3 separate regions of the Homo sapiens genome follow, and all the other regions are linked to region 1. A link is a contact called in ENCODE Hi-C or POLR2A ChIA-PET data. All regions are on one chromosome and are shown on one strand. Each heading gives the region's core, a stretch centred on a gene start or an enhancer-like site at or near the end of the contact. The rest is flanking DNA. Distances are from core to core; before and after follow the strand shown.

The links. A loop is a pair of places that touch in the nucleus more often than their neighbours do. ChIA-PET counts read pairs that join two places held with the same protein, here RNA polymerase II (POLR2A). Pooled maps may share reads with other maps.
Region 2: a map of naive thymus-derived CD4-positive, alpha-beta T cell shows a loop between it and region 1 (2.4-fold over the local background). The contact joins the enhancer-like site here to the promoter of HJURP in region 1. A Hi-C loop is called at or near these places in 1 of 168 maps with a recorded cell type or tissue (naive thymus-derived CD4-positive, alpha-beta T cell), 2 of 37 single-sample maps with no recorded cell type and 11 of 50 pooled maps.
Region 3: a map of PC-9 shows a loop between it and region 1 (3-fold over the local background). The contact joins the enhancer-like site here to the promoter of HJURP in region 1. A Hi-C loop is called at or near these places in 1 of 168 maps with a recorded cell type or tissue (PC-9) and 7 of 50 pooled maps. POLR2A ChIA-PET finds 5 or more read pairs at or near these places in 2 of 52 experiments (CD8-positive, alpha-beta memory T cell and activated CD8-positive, alpha-beta T cell).

Annotation. Positions count from the first base shown.
Region 1 is chr2:233,852,419-233,857,463 of GRCh38, forward strand. HJURP (Holliday junction recognition protein) reads right to left here and starts at 2,117. Exons shown (of 9, transcript NM_018410.5): 1 at 1,966-2,117; 2 at 1,426-1,492; 3 at 147-202. The coding sequence starts at 2,082. RefSeq lists an enhancer at 1,999-2,991 and a silencer at 2,059-2,318.
Region 2 is chr2:233,420,289-233,425,333 of GRCh38, forward strand. The region is part of intron 3 of DGKD (diacylglycerol kinase delta); the gene reads left to right. Among named protein-coding and RNA genes, the nearest start is that of DGKD, 68 kb to the left of the region's middle. RefSeq lists an enhancer at 1,900-2,049. Within about 2 kb of position 1,908, at least 20 of the 41 ENCODE cell types and tissues checked have a DNase peak (open chromatin) inside an H3K27ac peak, as active enhancers do.
Region 3 is chr2:234,134,600-234,139,644 of GRCh38, forward strand. No RefSeq gene overlaps it. Among named protein-coding and RNA genes, the nearest start is that of SPP2, 86 kb to the left of the region's middle. Within about 2 kb of position 2,017, at least 8 of the 41 ENCODE cell types and tissues checked have a DNase peak (open chromatin) inside an H3K27ac peak, as active enhancers do; they include PC-9, where a contact is called at or near this core.

The sequences.
Region 1 (5,045 bases), core at 867-3,366:
TAAAAACAGAAAGAGTATAATCATGAGAAAAAGTGCCCCGTGGTGGCCTCTGCGTAAGCTCAGAGGTTGGGCATACCCACACCTTTATTCATATGAATACTCCTCCACAGCAAGGTTATTTGGCAATAAAATTTGACACTAAATACCTGGATCTCTCCTTCGTTTCTTTCCTTTATTAGTCTTCCACCCCAAATTCTCAATCCTGAAGAAAAGAAACAAAAATGACCATTTACATAATCCTGAACGCTGAACTTCTGCTCAATCTGTGTTCACCAGATGCCAAAGTGACAGGCAAAAAAAAGGTACAATATTAAAACCAAGCCAGGTTTCTGATACCCTGCGATTGTTCCTCTTTGTAAAGTTTCAGGTTTTTAAGGCAAATTCGTCATTCATGGAAATCTCTCCTACCTACTAGAAAACGGCTCATCAAATTACATCATTAGCCCAAAAAGTTAAATGAAAACAAGGAACATATGACAGCGACTGTCCTTAAAATATATAGAGGGCAATCTATATACCATATAGAGGGAGTAAGCACTTTTCGCAGGCAATCTCTACATCCCATATACTGAATGAATGCTTTCTAAGGGCAATCTACATGTTATACAGAGACCAAAGGGTAGCAGACCTGCCACTGGAATATTTTAGTTTCTGCCTGTGTAAACTTTTCACCCAAGATGTGTCTGGATTGGCTATAAAGGCAGAAAGGTAGGATTTCTTTTAACTCAAGGAGCAGATCTTGTGAACCTTCTGTGTCCGTTTAATGCAACATAGAACTTGCTCTGAGGTTTGTTTTCATTAAGTGATACTGAGTTAGTTATAAAGCTATATGGGAGGAATTGACCCCAGCCAGTGCAAAGTGTCACCAGCTATTTACCAAAAAGAATCCACAAGATTTCAGTCCGTTTACATTAACTATTAAACGGAATGCCTTCTCCTCCCTATTCAAGTACTTGGAGCCTCAAGGAAGACAGTTACTACTCCAAGTTAAACAGGGCAAACAATAGTCAATGTGAGTATTCACAGTGCGGGGCGGGGTACTGTTCACAGTTTCATAGGGATTGTACGTGACTGTTACAACACCCACGCCCAGGAGACATTATTGTCATCATCCTTCCCATTTCACAGATGAAGACACTGAGACCAGTCCAGCTAAGCAACTGCCCCACGCTGCCATGGTGGGGAGGTGGCCAGCGGGGATGCCAACCCGGTAAGCCGGAGGCATGTGAGCCAGGAGGCACCTATGTCTCTTCAGGAATTGTTCTAATAAGTAATTCAAGTAATTTACAGGTTTAAGGGCACCAATGTTTTGGTTCCTATTAGTTAGGTGAACAATGTTTACTTCTTAAGAGAGCAGGGACAGCATTTCAACTACTCCATTCACACTCTTCACCCGAATACTCAGAAGGTGGGGAAGACCCTTACCCTGTGGCGTCTCGTAGGTCAGCGTGGCCATTTGCACCACCGGGGTGTCCTCGAAGGGCTGGTTGTACTGCGGAGGAGGAAGGGGCTTCCTGTCAGGTTCCAGGGCCACGAGGGGCCCCAGACCCGGGAGGAGGCGGCGCCAGCCCGTGAGAGGCCGTTAGTCTGGCCTGGGGCGCCCCAAACGCGGTCTCTGCAGCGGAGCCCCCAACTCCGCCTCTCTCGTCCCACTCAGGAGCACCCCCAGCCCCACCAAACCCTCCTCTCTGCACCCGAGCCCCAGGCCTGCTTCCCCACTCCCCGTTCCGGAGGCCCCAGTCTTTCCTCCCCGTCCCCGCACCGAAGCCTTCGGCGCTGCCTCCTTTTTCCCTCTCCGGAGCCCCCAGCTCCGCCTCCACCTTCTCTCCGCATCCAAGCCCCAGTCCCGCTTCCCCAACCCCCGCTCCGAGTCCTCAGAGCCCCTTCCCTTCCCGTCCTACGTCCCCTCCCAGCCTCACTCCGACACGCAGGCCTCCCCTCCCGGCGGACCGGCGGGGGCCGCACCTTCTCTATCAGCCGCTGCATGCGCCTCTGGAAGCGGCGGCGACTGGCCCTGAGCTTCTGCAGCAGCTGGTCGTCTTCCACGTCCTCGCCCTCCATGGCGCGCAGCGTACCCAGCATCGGACCCAGCCAGTACCCAAGCGCCAACCCGGACTGCAGGGCCTCGCGCGCCACAAACTCAAATAGGAGACTCCGCCCTCCCTGCCTTCCTCTCGGTTTTCTATTGGCTAGAGCGGAGAAGCCGGGCACTGATTGGGCCTTTCAAACAAATTTGCGTCCCACCTTCCGGCCAATCCACTCCCGAGTTTCCAGCCACGCCCCAATGTCCGGCGGAAGGGAGGGAGGGTCTCCGGCCGCCACGGCCGGTGGTAGTTGTACAAACAGCTGTGTGCTTATTCATCAGCGGTGCTGTGCGAGATCCGGTGGGATGCGTGTCATCTCCCGCGCTGTGCACCGGAGATAAGTGCGGCCTGGAGATTTCTGCGTGACTTGCTCTGGGTGTCGCCGCTGGGCGAGGTCCGCCTTCCTCACCCCTCCGCCTGGGATCCCGGCGCAGTTTCCAGGGCAGGGGCCTAAGAAAGACAACCCCAAATTACCAACCCAAAAGGAGGCAGGATAGCGAATATTCATCTAGAAGGAAAAAATAAGTCTCAACGAATGACACATTTAAAGATGCTGACAAATGCGATACACATCACAAAATCCAGGAAAATACTTCTATTAACCCAGCTTTTTCCCTATGTATTTCTGATTGCATATTCTGCTTCTTCATTGATATTAATCTTGTAATATTTTCTCCAGAGAGAAGAGCAAGATAAATCAGTCTTTAGTATGGTTGATGGAATTTATGATTGACATCTTAGGAAAGTTTCATTCAGCTTCATCACTTAACCACATTTGTGTGCTTGTGCTGATATGATTACCATAGTATGTGATTGAAAATAAAAGCATTACTGAGCACCAGGAGGTCCCTTAGAGGGGGCTCTTCACCTCCTTTCAGCCTGCACGGCAATTCTATCATGATGTCCTGCGGAAATTTAGGTGGGAGTGGGTGGAGGGTAAGAACTTCAGGGCTCATGTAGTGTGTGTGTCCACAAAACGTGTTGCGTTGTGCTGGACACAGAGATGTGCTGGCCTGATTCCCCTTAAGATGCCACAGCTGCTAGGAGGGCAGTTGGCAGGGGCCTTCAGTTGTCAGCCTATTCTGGGATGATTCAGTTGCAGAGAACTCCCTCACCCAAGGTCCTGCTGCCCCAGGGTGGCCCAGCACCAGTGACTGATCCAGGTGGGAACAGGAAGGCTGTATCATTTCAGTCTGATGGAAGAAAACCCTGGGCCACTTTATCTTCCGAGCTCTCAATTCCACGGAATTGGATGGGGTAACCTACCAATCCTGTTTCTTTCCTTCCCTTCCTCCCTATATAAACATCCTCTCTGAGTCTTCTCCAGTTGCAGGATCTACACATTTAACTTGTACCTTTTCCAATTTTCACAAACAGACCGAGGTGTCTTCCTCCTCCTTCCTTAGGAGTGTTCAGAAACTTAACATGCTCTTCCTTGGACTCTGTGCTTCCCACACATAATTTACTTTTCAAACATCTAACTGGGCCCATTTAGAGACTTGAGACCTTGAATAAGATTTTCTTTTTTCTTTTTGAGTTTTGGATGATTGACTCTTCCATTGTTACCAGATAGAGTTGTCCAGGTTCTTGGTGTGTTGAACAAAGAATTGAACAAAACACACAAAGTAACAAAGGAATGAAGCAACGAAAAACAAAGCAACAGGAGAACGGAGTAAGGAAAGCACAGATTCATTGAAGACAATTCACAGAGTGCGAGCGGACTGGAGCCCGCAGCTCAAGAGCCTCTTCAATTAGGGTTTTTATAAAGCCAAAAGAACTTGGCAACACCCCTGGGTACCCTTTAGAGGCCTCCAATTGGTTACACCCTATGAAGGATTGGCCTGTGACCAATCAGAGCCTAAAGTGGAAACTTGGCCTGCAGTCATTCAGGGGCTGAAGTGGAAACTTCTTTCTTGTTATCACGGGAGTGAAGATGTAGCCTATGTCCTGCCCAATCTTGCTTAAAACTGGCTGCACCTGCTGTTCTCTTGCTTATGCGAACTGGCTGCATCTGCTGTTCCTTTGCTTATGCCTCAACCCTTTGCTACCCCAGTTCCCTATTCTCCTGCCTCACCATGACTCTCTAACAAGCACGATAGTACCAGTTTTCAAAACTGGCGTCTCCCAGGGCTTATTCTCTATTCCTGGGAAACCATTCCAAGATTTCCTTTGCTGGCTTCACTGACAATCCAAGCATCTGCCTCTGTCCTAGGAGTTTGGGGGCAGCTTCAGTGGAAAGATTTCTCAATCTCAAGTTCAAGTCTTTAATTGAAGTCCAAAACATACTTGCTTTAGCCAAACTCCTTCTGAGCCAGCCAAAGTCCATGCATTAACCCTTATTGTTCTGGCCTGGTGGTCTTCCAGTCGTCTCTGACTGGCTTTCCCCATCCCATGGTCTAAAGTGGTGCTCCAGCTAAAGAAAGAAGAACCCTGTATCATGCTTCTCATGTGATGCTGTAGCAGGACAAGCCGCAGACAAAACCCCTCAGACACCGAGTTAAAGAAGGAAGGGCTTTATTCAGCTGGGAGCTTCGGCAAGACTCACGTCTCCAACAACCGAGCTCTCCCGAGTGAGCAATTCCTGTCCCTTTTAAGGGCTCACAACTCTAAGGAGGTCCATGTGAGAGGGTCGTGATCGATTGAGCAAGCAGGGGGTAAGTGACTGGGGGCTGCATGCATCAGTAATTAGAATGGAACAGAACGGGACAGGGATTTTCACAGTGCTTTTCTATACAATGTCTGTAATCTATAGATAACATAACCGAGTAGGTCAGGGGTCGATCTTTAACTACCAGGCCCAGGGTGTGGCGCCAGGCTGTCTGCTTGTGGATTTCATTCCTGCCTTTTAGTTTTTACTTCTTTCTTTAGAGGCAGAAATTGAGCATAAGGCAATATGAGGAGTGGTCTCCTCCCTTAATGCCATTCTCTGTAACACCTCACCCTACCACCCTTGGCAGCCTA
Region 2 (5,045 bases), core at 658-3,157, 430 kb before region 1:
CTATATTGTGTGTGTCTCTAGTTCTGGCTTGGGCATGTTAGCATATTTTTGTGCCAAAACATTTAAAACATTCAAAAAGTAACACATGAACCCAGCTATGACTGCTTCCAGCCTGAGAAATAAACATAATAGATATAACAGAGGCACTTGGAATTCTCTTTCCTATCCTCGTTTCTTCCTGCTCCCCCTTCCCTGGGGGCATCCTAACTTTGGTGTTTGTCATTTGTTTTCATGTTTATATACTTTTTTGATAAGTGTGTGTAGGCATAAACAGTATATAGCATTGTTGAACTGGTTCTGAAATGTCGAATAAATGTTATCAGACTGGACAGCCACAGCATTACGCTTCCTGGATTTATCCCTGTGGCTACATCTAGCTTTAGTTAAATGGTTCAAGGTTTAATACAACTGATTCCTGATTCCTGGAGTTAAATCAGAATTTCTGGGGAACGAGGCATGAACCGCAGAGCTCCTGACAGGCGCGGCCTGAGTTGAGGCCCACGATGCTGGTTTTCGTGGCCTCTGTAGTGTTCCAGTACCTAAGACGTCCTGTTGTGGACGTACACTTTCCCAGATTCCCTGTGATCAGTAGTGCTGCTGTGAATATGCTTATCTTCGTCTTCTTGGCACATGGGCAAGAGTTTCTCTAGAATGTGTTTCTAAGGATAGAATTGCCAGGTGTGTGCATCTTCAGCTTGACTGGTGATCGTCAAATTACCTCCAGAACTATCAGCAGCAGTGGTCACGTATGAGTGATCTCATTTCTATAGTGTCTTTAAGTTTTTCTTTTTTAACATACCAAACTGAGGGCAAGATGAAGACCTCATGAGTGAGATAAGACATTGGACATTGCTGAGACTTTAATCGACACCGTGCCCTCAGCATGTCCACACGGACCTGCTGGCCCTGCCGCCACCCCAGCTGTAAAGCTTGCTTCCACCCACAGTGTCCCCTTCCTGGGATGGGAGCAGCACCCAGCCAGCTGCTCGGAGGTCACTGTGGACTCCTCTCTGTCTCACCCTGTCCCGTCTGCTGTCCTCAGAGCACATCCAGAGCCTGCCCACTCTCCTCACCATCATCTCGTGATGGGGTTACTGAGGAGCCTCCCAAAAGGTTTCCTGCCTTCTTTCCTGCATCTTACTGTCAGCTTTCAATAAAGCAACCAGAATGATGCTTTCAAAACTTGAGCTTGCATGGCTTCTTATTTTACGTGGAGTAAAAGCCAAAGTTCTTACACCTGCATGGCCCTCTGTGGTCCTGATGCTTGCAGGTTGGCCCCTGGCCCCCTTCCTGATGCCAGCCCCAGCCACGCACCACGCGCCTGCTTCTGCTCAGCCCTTCCCACCTCCTTCCTTGCTTCCTTCCAGTCTCTGGCTCCTTCCTCGCCTCCTCCCCGTTTTTGCTGTGGAGTCCCCTGGCCCCCAGACCTCTCTTTTCTGGTCTCCCGTTTTTCCATAGGGCTTGTCACCAGCTACTACTCTCCATGCTGTGTAATTCACTTCTTTAATAAGTCTTTAATTTACTGCCTGCATTCAAATGTAACTTCCGCAGGAGCAGGAATCTTTTCTGTTTGCTCAAGTGAAAGACTGCCTGAATTTATTTCTGAGGAAGAAAGAAAGAATTTGGAGCCCAATGATGAAGATAGCACAGGAGAGAGGAGGTGAAGTTGAGGGAGCAGTTTCTGACTTGGGAGGTTGGGGGGATGGGACAATTACTGGTCTCTGGGAGGCAGTGGCAGAAGGACCTTGAGGCCCCCTAAGTGTGTAGTAGGACCCCCGAGGGGCATGGCCAGTGGGCTGTGGGGCTGCAGAGGCAGCTTCTTTTGGGGCCTTGTCTTGGCACCATCTCGGCCACTCCCAGAGCATACATTGGTATTGCCGTAGTGGGTGCTGGGCTGGCCCGCCCCACCCAGGAAGTGCACTACTGTTTGAGGGCAGGAGCCTGCGATTCTGACATCCTCTCTTCATGGCTGAGCTCCTCAGGTTACATAGCTCCACTGATTCCTCAAGCACTGTTGTGTTTAGAAATGAAACCTTCCATTTCCAGGGCCCTGCCTTGTGCAGGCTCAAGTACCCAGGCCACGTGTCAGAGCCCATAGCAAAATGAGCAGCTCAACCGGAGGGCGTGGTCCATGACACTCCTGCGTGTGCTTGGACTCAGGCGCAGGGACAGGCGGGGCAGCTGGCATTTCTACCCACCCCTCCTGACATAGAGGACCTGGTCCTTTTCTTTGAGAATGTGTACCAAAGGTGTGTCGGCTGTGTCCACATAATATTTTCTTGGCGTCAGATGTTTCATGGGTTGCACTAACTACAAATACAGGACTTTAGATAAGATTACACTTTTAACTTGCGCTGCCCACATACGCCCTTGTCCTTAAGAAACACAGCATTGTTCTGGAGTTACTCCTTGGTTTTCCCAGTTTAAACTTAAATATTGTTGATGGTGGTTACTTATTTTTAATTAAAGCTTTTATTTTGAGATTCTTTGTACCCTTTACCCAGTTGCATGCAGTGGTAACCTCTTGCACAACTCCAGTACAATGTCACACCCAGGATACTAACCTCGTTACAGTGGAGATGGGTAGCCTCCAAGCCGCAGAGATTTTCCTTGTGCCCTTTTACAGCCTCACACATGTCCCTCTGTAACCCCTGGCAAACACTCATCTGGTCTCCATTTCTATAATTTGGTCTTTTCAAGATGTGATATAAATGGAATCTTATAGTATGTAACCTTTGGGGTTGGATTTTTCACTCAGCGTAATTCCCTGGAGCCTCATTGAGGTTGATGAGTCTTATCAGTGGTTGTTCCTTTTTATTACTGAGTAGTATTCCACGGGTGTACCACAGTTTGTTAATCATTTACCCCCTGAAGGGCATCCGAATAGTTTCCAGCTTTTGGTGATCATGAATAAAGCTGCTGTAAACATTCCTGGGTAGGTTTCGGTGCAAACATGAATCTCCATTTCTCTGGGATAAATGCTGAAGAGTGTAATTGCTGGGTCATATGCTAGTCACATGCTTGGTTTTTTAAGAAACTGCCAAACCGTTTTGCAGAGTGGCCGTAATGTTTTACATCCCACCCAACAGTAAGATCCACTTTCTCCATATTCTCTCCAGCAGGTGGTGTTGGCACTAGTTTCTGTTGTAGCCATCGTGATAGGTGCGTAGGGCTCTCTGGTTGTGGTTTCAGTGTGTTTCTCTGATGGCTAAGGATGTTGAGTATCTTCTGTGTGCTTATTTGCCGCTTGCATATCCTCTTGTGCTGTCGGGGGTGAGGACTCATTTCCAGGTGGTATAGGAGACATCCCGGCTCTCAGCTTGGCCTCCTCTGGATACTCTGTTAGGTGAGTGCTGGAGTGCCTAGCTGCGGCCTGGGAGTGGGGTGGGCATGGTTTTTTCTTGTGGCGCTGGCTGGAGTAAGGTGGGTGTTACTGCCGTTGTCAGTTTCTGTCTTGTCTGACTGCCCCCTTCCTGGATCCTTGGCCTGGAAGAGCAGGCTTTTGTTGGGGCTTTCCACCCACCCCCCCAGTATCCATCACTGTTTTCGGCTGCTGCTTCTTTAGCTCCAAGTCTAGGGTATACCAGGTAAAAAGAAAACCCAGAGGGCCACCACAGTGTCATCCCTTTGGACAAGACCCTTGTCAGGCTGCCATCTTCTCTCTACCTTTCAGGGTCTTTTTGTGTTGATTTTCTGATGCCCATGGTTTTCAGTTCTCAGTGAGAGGAGTGGGGAAAAGTACCTCCCTGTCATCTGAATTTGGACCCGTGAAAAGTGAAGAGGGGGTCCATTCAGAATGTTGTGCCTCTACCCATCCCTGCTCGCTCGTCATGACCGTTGGACCGTTGTGGTCCCCGGGCCTCACATTAATTACTCTTAGGCCCTTTTGGTTTGGCCTGTGGTTTCAGCGTGACACAGTTTGCTGGACTTTGATCTTTTTTGTCATTTAAAGTGTCATTTATGAATGAGATCCACGTCCAGATCCCTGCATGTCCAAATTCATGGTTAGAAATGGTTGGACAGGACATAGCCATTTGGGTGCTGTGATTCAGCCTGATGTCAATCAGTGAACTGCCTTTGTCATTATCCTCCAGATCTTATTTCTCCACCTTCTATTTTGAACTCTTGGGAAACCTGGTCAGAGTGGGAGGGACAACTAGTCAGATGACTTAATGAGATGTTGGTATCGTCCTTGTGCTGATCCTCCAAGCCAGTCACCCTGCCAAAACGGAAATGAAATGTGCCAGACACCGCTTGTACTGAGTGAGCTTGGGAGAGCTCGTGGTGAGTGCCAGTTGCTTCCCTGCCTCCGGCCCACTGGCCCTGGTGTGAGGCACCACCCAGATGAGGAGAGGCTGCGGGATGGAGGTCCAGGGCTCCGCCTGGAGCCCCCCTGCCTGGTGTCCTGGCCACATCAGCTCATTTGCTGTGGGACTGTGAGCAGGCCCCTCAGCCGGGTTCGTCAGGTTGTGGAGAAGCTGAATGGAGCAGATAACCTGGAAAACACGCGGTGGATTGCCGAGACCTTCTTTGTGCCTCGCCCATATTAGCCAAACTGTCCCTTGTTCTATCAGCTGCCATGTGTGTGTAAGCCAGAGTCCACCCTCTTTTCCATTTGAGAAATCACGTCTGCATGTCTCCAGTATGTCTCCTTTTTCACCATGATTTCTCAGAGATCACTCCCTGCGGTTTAATAACCCCCTGGGCTAATTCTTCCCAGGACATGGGAGGACATTTTGTCTGGCTTGGCAACTCATTTAGAGTAGCAAGGTATTTTCTCATTTCTCTTGGAAAATCATGTACTTGAATCAAGAATAGAAGCCAAAATTGTTCTTTCAAATAGAATTTTAAAGCTTTTTTTTTTAATCCTTAACATATAAACGTAAGACTTTATTTTTATTTATTTATTTATTTTTAAGATGGAGTCACACCCTGTCGCCCAGGCTGGAGTGCAGTGGCGTAATCTTGGCTCACTGCAAATTCCACCTGCCGGGTTCACGCCATTCTCCTGCCTCAGCCTCCTGAGTAGCTGGGACCACAGGCGC
Region 3 (5,045 bases), core at 767-3,266, 280 kb after region 1:
GGACAGATGCTCACATGACCAGCCTCATCCTTGGAAATGCTCATCAGTGGTTGTGGGTTGAGGCATGGGAATCAGTGCTGAGTAAGTTCCCTAGGGTAATTCTTCTCCTCGGTGGCTGGGGAAACATGGACTATCTGATCGGGTGGTTCTCAGGCTTGTCTGCGATGACCTGGGGGAAGATAACAAAGAGAAAGACTCCATTTTTTATGTTTGACCACTGATGGCTTTCAATCCGTTATCTTTCCCTCCCGCTGGAACCACATCCAGGCAAGTTGATGAGAACATTGATGCCTTCTCCCTGGGTGCCTGAGTGCCCGTGGGGAGTTCAAATCCTGGCCTCTGTGCAGGAACCCTCAACCTGGCTGGCTCACTTTTAACCACAGTAAGAACCAATGCTACTGCCATTGCACCTACTTTATTTTCTCAAGCCCCCTGGACTGTATGGAGCCCAACTTGATCTCCCAAGAAAGTCACATTATGTGACCCTTTTCACAACCTAACAATGGAAGGGACCAGTCTGGGCAGCCTAACCAATTTTGGATGGCGGTTAATCCCACCCTCCATGGGGCACCTGCATGACAGGGGGCTTCAAAGGTCAATGCCTGGCCTGCAGAGTCAGATGTGAGCATCTGGGAGGCAGCCTGGCCATCAGTTTAAAGGTTCCTGGGTGATCCCTGGTGATTGCTGGGTGCAGTGGGGACTGAGGACGTGGGTCTCATTCTCCTCACGTCCCATCCAGTTGACTGTAGCTTTCTCTTAGCTGGCCTTGCCTCAGCCTGGTGAGAGCAAAGTCTGTGCATTTTTTGTTACCTTTCTATTCCCGGATCTTAGCTGAAATGCAGGCGCTGCTTAATTGACAGAAAGAAATGAAAAGGAATTGAATGCTTAGAAACAGTGATCGCATATCAGCCAAGTATACAACAAGAGTCAGGCCTCCCCCACTTTGACACTTTCTCCTCTCTATTGCTATTCATTTTGGGGACCTTTGGGGTAAAACTGCATGTTAAAATGTAAGGAATAAGACTCCAGCTGAGGAATAGGATTTTCACACCTAGAGTTTTTAAAAAATGCAACAGAGTCCGGTATCAAACTCTAAACAGAAACTGGATCGGGGATTCTTTAGAAGGGATTCCTAAAATGGGTGGCCCCAAGCCTAAACGACTTCAGTGGAATCTTCCAGTCTTGCATTCACCGTTACCAGCTGTTTGTAATGGGAGAGATTCAGTGACTCTTATCGGGCACTAGATGGCGATCAGGCATCAATAAGGCCCAACAACCGCCTCGGACCTGGGACCTGGGATTGGCTCCTCCAACCCTGGCCGCCACCCTGGGAAGTGGCCATTGTCATCTTGATTGTCTGTGGGAGACCAGTGAGGCTGGCGGTGGGGATTAGAACTTCACCCAAGGATCACACCCTCCTTCAACCCTTCCTGTGCAGCAGGTTTTACATTCATGTGCAGTGACCGCAGCCGAGGATGTGGGGCACAGCCCGTGAGAGAGACCAGGAGGTCAGCAGTGGTGGGAGTGTTGTGTGCAGTGCAGCCAGGGACCACGGAACGGGTCTCTGTGGCCGCTGGACCCTGCCCCACGGGCCTCAGGGAGGAAGAGCTCTTGAAGGCCGAGAAGGGGCTGTGCTCTAAGCCTGCTGCCCAGGCCTACCCTGCAGCCCCCAGGATGGTTTTCAGGATGCCTCTAATAACACCCATGTCACTCTTACCACTGGCCAAGCACCATTTTGAGCACTTTCCACAGATCAATGTATTTAATCCTCACACAAGCACAATGGGCTGGGTACTACCATCATTGTCATTCTATAGATGAGGAAACTGAGGCACAAGGAAATTACAAAGTTTGTTCAAAGTCATTTGTAGACCAAAAAAGAAAAGAAAGAAAAATTCTGAGCCCTTCAACCATCTAAATGGACCCCTCCTCTCTGCAAGGACATTCCAAAGCTAACCTGAAAAACTAGTTCAGGCCATGATGGGAGGCAGGGGTCAGAGGTCAGACATGCCTCATTATGCCCTCCTCCCTTTTGGAATTACTGATAGAACATTTACAGTGTATTCTCTCTGAAGCCTGCCACCTGGAGGTTTCACATGCATGATTAAATCTTGGTCTTCACAACCCTTTATCTTAACCCAGACATTCCTAAGTCCTCTGACAATAACTTAACTCTTTCAACCAATTGCCAGTCAGAAAATCTTTGAATCTGCTGATGATCTGGAATCCTCCTCCACTCCAAGCCCTGCAGCTTCCAGTTGACCCACCTTTCCGGACAGAACCAATGTTCATCTTACATGAATTTGATTGATGCCTATGTCTACCTAAAATGTATAAAACTAAACTGTCCCTGATCACGTTGGGCACATGTTCTCAGGATCTCCTGAGGGCTGTGTCATGGGCCATTGGTCACTCATATTTGGCTCAGAATAAATCTCTTCAAAGATTTTACAGAACTTGACTCTTTTCATCAACACATTCAACAAGTAGGTGACAGAGATGGGATTATGCTATTTTTTGAGACAGTTTCACTCTGCCACCTAGGCCGGAGTGCAGTGGCGCAATCTCGGCTCACTGCAACCCCACCTCCAGGGTTCAAACAATTCTCCTGTCTCAGCCTCCCAAGTAGCTGGGATTACAGGTGCACGCCACAAAGCCCGGCTAATTTTTGTTTTTTTTAGTAGAGATGGATTTTCCCCATGTTGGCCAGGCTGGTCTTGAACTCCTGATCTCAGGTGATCCGCCTGCCTCAGCCTCCCAAAGTGCTGAGATTACAGGCGTGAGCCACCGTGCCCAGCTGAAAAATGTTTTAGATAAATTTTGTTCAATTGAAAAAAAAAAAAACAAAAAAAACAACTTATTACCTCTTCAGACCTCCTTGAGATGAAGCAACTGACTCCCTCTCACAGGAAATTTCTATGACAGTCAACAAAAGCTGTCAAATTGCCTGCCTTTGTTCTTTGAGAAATTAGAACAGCCTCCAATGCCTGCAGGTTACATTTCCAACCAGTGACTCATTTCATTGAGATGGGTTCTTTTTCCTGCAACGATAGCAAGTTTGTTATACTAGTTGGGTCTTGGTGAGAACACTGACTAGGAACCAAAAAGAATTCCACAGCCCAGGACAATTAGGTCAAGCCATGAAAGCCCTTTAATTCTGGTAAAACCCCCTCAAAGGGGCATGTGAACGTAAGTCTTCACAGCCCTCTGGCGCCAGCACAATGGCAAAATCACTCCACCCAGAAGCACTTGGCCCCCAGCTGGGACGTTCTGGGTTCAGCCTGGCTCCTTGTCCCAAAGGTCCCTGGTTGGCACAGTGGGGCTCTGCACCATCTATCTGGTCCTCTCCAGGGATGGCAGGCATGAGGCGGCATGGGCAGCCTCCTGTGCCGGGAGACTCTGGCTTGCAAGTAGAAATTAAATTCATGTCTTTTGCTGTTGGTGTTATTTGGATACAAAATATCGTCTCTTTCAAATTAAGTTTTAAAGCATCGAATTTTAAACTACTGGCAAGATAGTGTGAAAACTACAGTGATTAGAAGGGCTTGGAACTATTCTCAGATTTTAGCTAAAATGTCACTTTCTTAGGGAAGCCTTTTGTGGCCATGCCTTCCCGATCCCTCCGTCATTCAGTCAAGACCTTCTGAAATGCCCTCCAGCACCACCGTCCTTCCTTCATCGTAACATCTTAATTAGTAATTATATACTAATATATGTGATTATTTGATGTGTGGCTGTCCCCAACTCCTTCCCCCAACCTCAAATACACTAAGCTCCATGCTTGTGTTTTTAACAACCAGAGTGGTCAGGATATGCCTCAAAACATCAAGCATGTGAATTACTTAAAAAAAAATGAAAATAAATGAGACGTTCAATTAAAAAAGGGGAAAATTAAGGAAAAAGTGAGGTCCTGTCACATGTTAGCCTGATTAATTAACTACAGGATGGCATGTACACCCAATGGCCTATTTTATCTAAAACATTTTTCAGCTGGGCACGGTGGCTCACGCCTGTAATCTCAGCACTTTGGGAGGCTGAGGCAGTCATTAAAATTCGGAAGTATCGGTTGACTAAGAAAGATGTTCATAAGACGCCTTGTGAAATAAGCAGTTTTATAAAGCAGTCAATGATTCCATGAAAAATACAGAAATGTGCATAAGAAAGAAACAGTTGGAAGTAAAAACTGTTAATGTCAGGAGCAATGACTTCTGAAGGGGAGCAGCTGAGGCAGAAACTCCCAACTGAGTGTCCCGCCATTTCCTCCTCTCCCTGAGCCCCAGCCAGGTCACATTTCCCAGCCTCGCTTGCAGGTAGGTGTGGTCATAGCTGCACCTTGTCAATGGCTTCTGGGCAGAGCTAATGTAGACCATCTCCAGGCTTGACCTGCTGACACTCCCCATGTCCCAACCTCTATATTCTTTGGCCGTCTGCCGGCTGGAGGTTAATGTCCAAGAAGACCTTGACTTTGGAAGCCACATGGTGAAGGTGGCATAGCTGCCAGCATCCTGAATCCCTGGGCAATGGCGTGAAGCAGGGCTTTGCATGGCACCAAAACGTACACCAGCCTAAACTTGCACCGGATTGGGGCCGGGGCGGTATCTAAGAGGCCATGGTAAAGCAGGGTGAAGCTGAGGATGGAGTTAGACGGAGAGGCAGGGGTCTGGCAGTTACTGGGAAGGTGTTTCAAAGACTCATCTTTTCAGGCCTCTCCCAGGGCAGTGCTGTGACAGGGGCCTCACTCCTTCATGTACAGGATCTGATTGTATCTGGGCTCTGTCAAGCCCCATCTGCCTTTTCCACCAGACAGCAAGCTCCCTTCCCACAATCTCGGGTGGACTCCACAACCTTCTAGGCATGTCCAGTTACTAAAGCAGAGTCTCATTTTGTTACAATTCAATCTTGTTCAATTTAAAAGTTTCAGTCTCATATTTGATCTAAAGCTCTCTGGGCTGGCCACGCTTGTGGCTGTCATGGTGTGGAATGAAGGGTGCTGTGTCTGGCCTCCTTCTTCCTGGCCTGAGGCTGGGGCATTAAAGAAGGAAAGA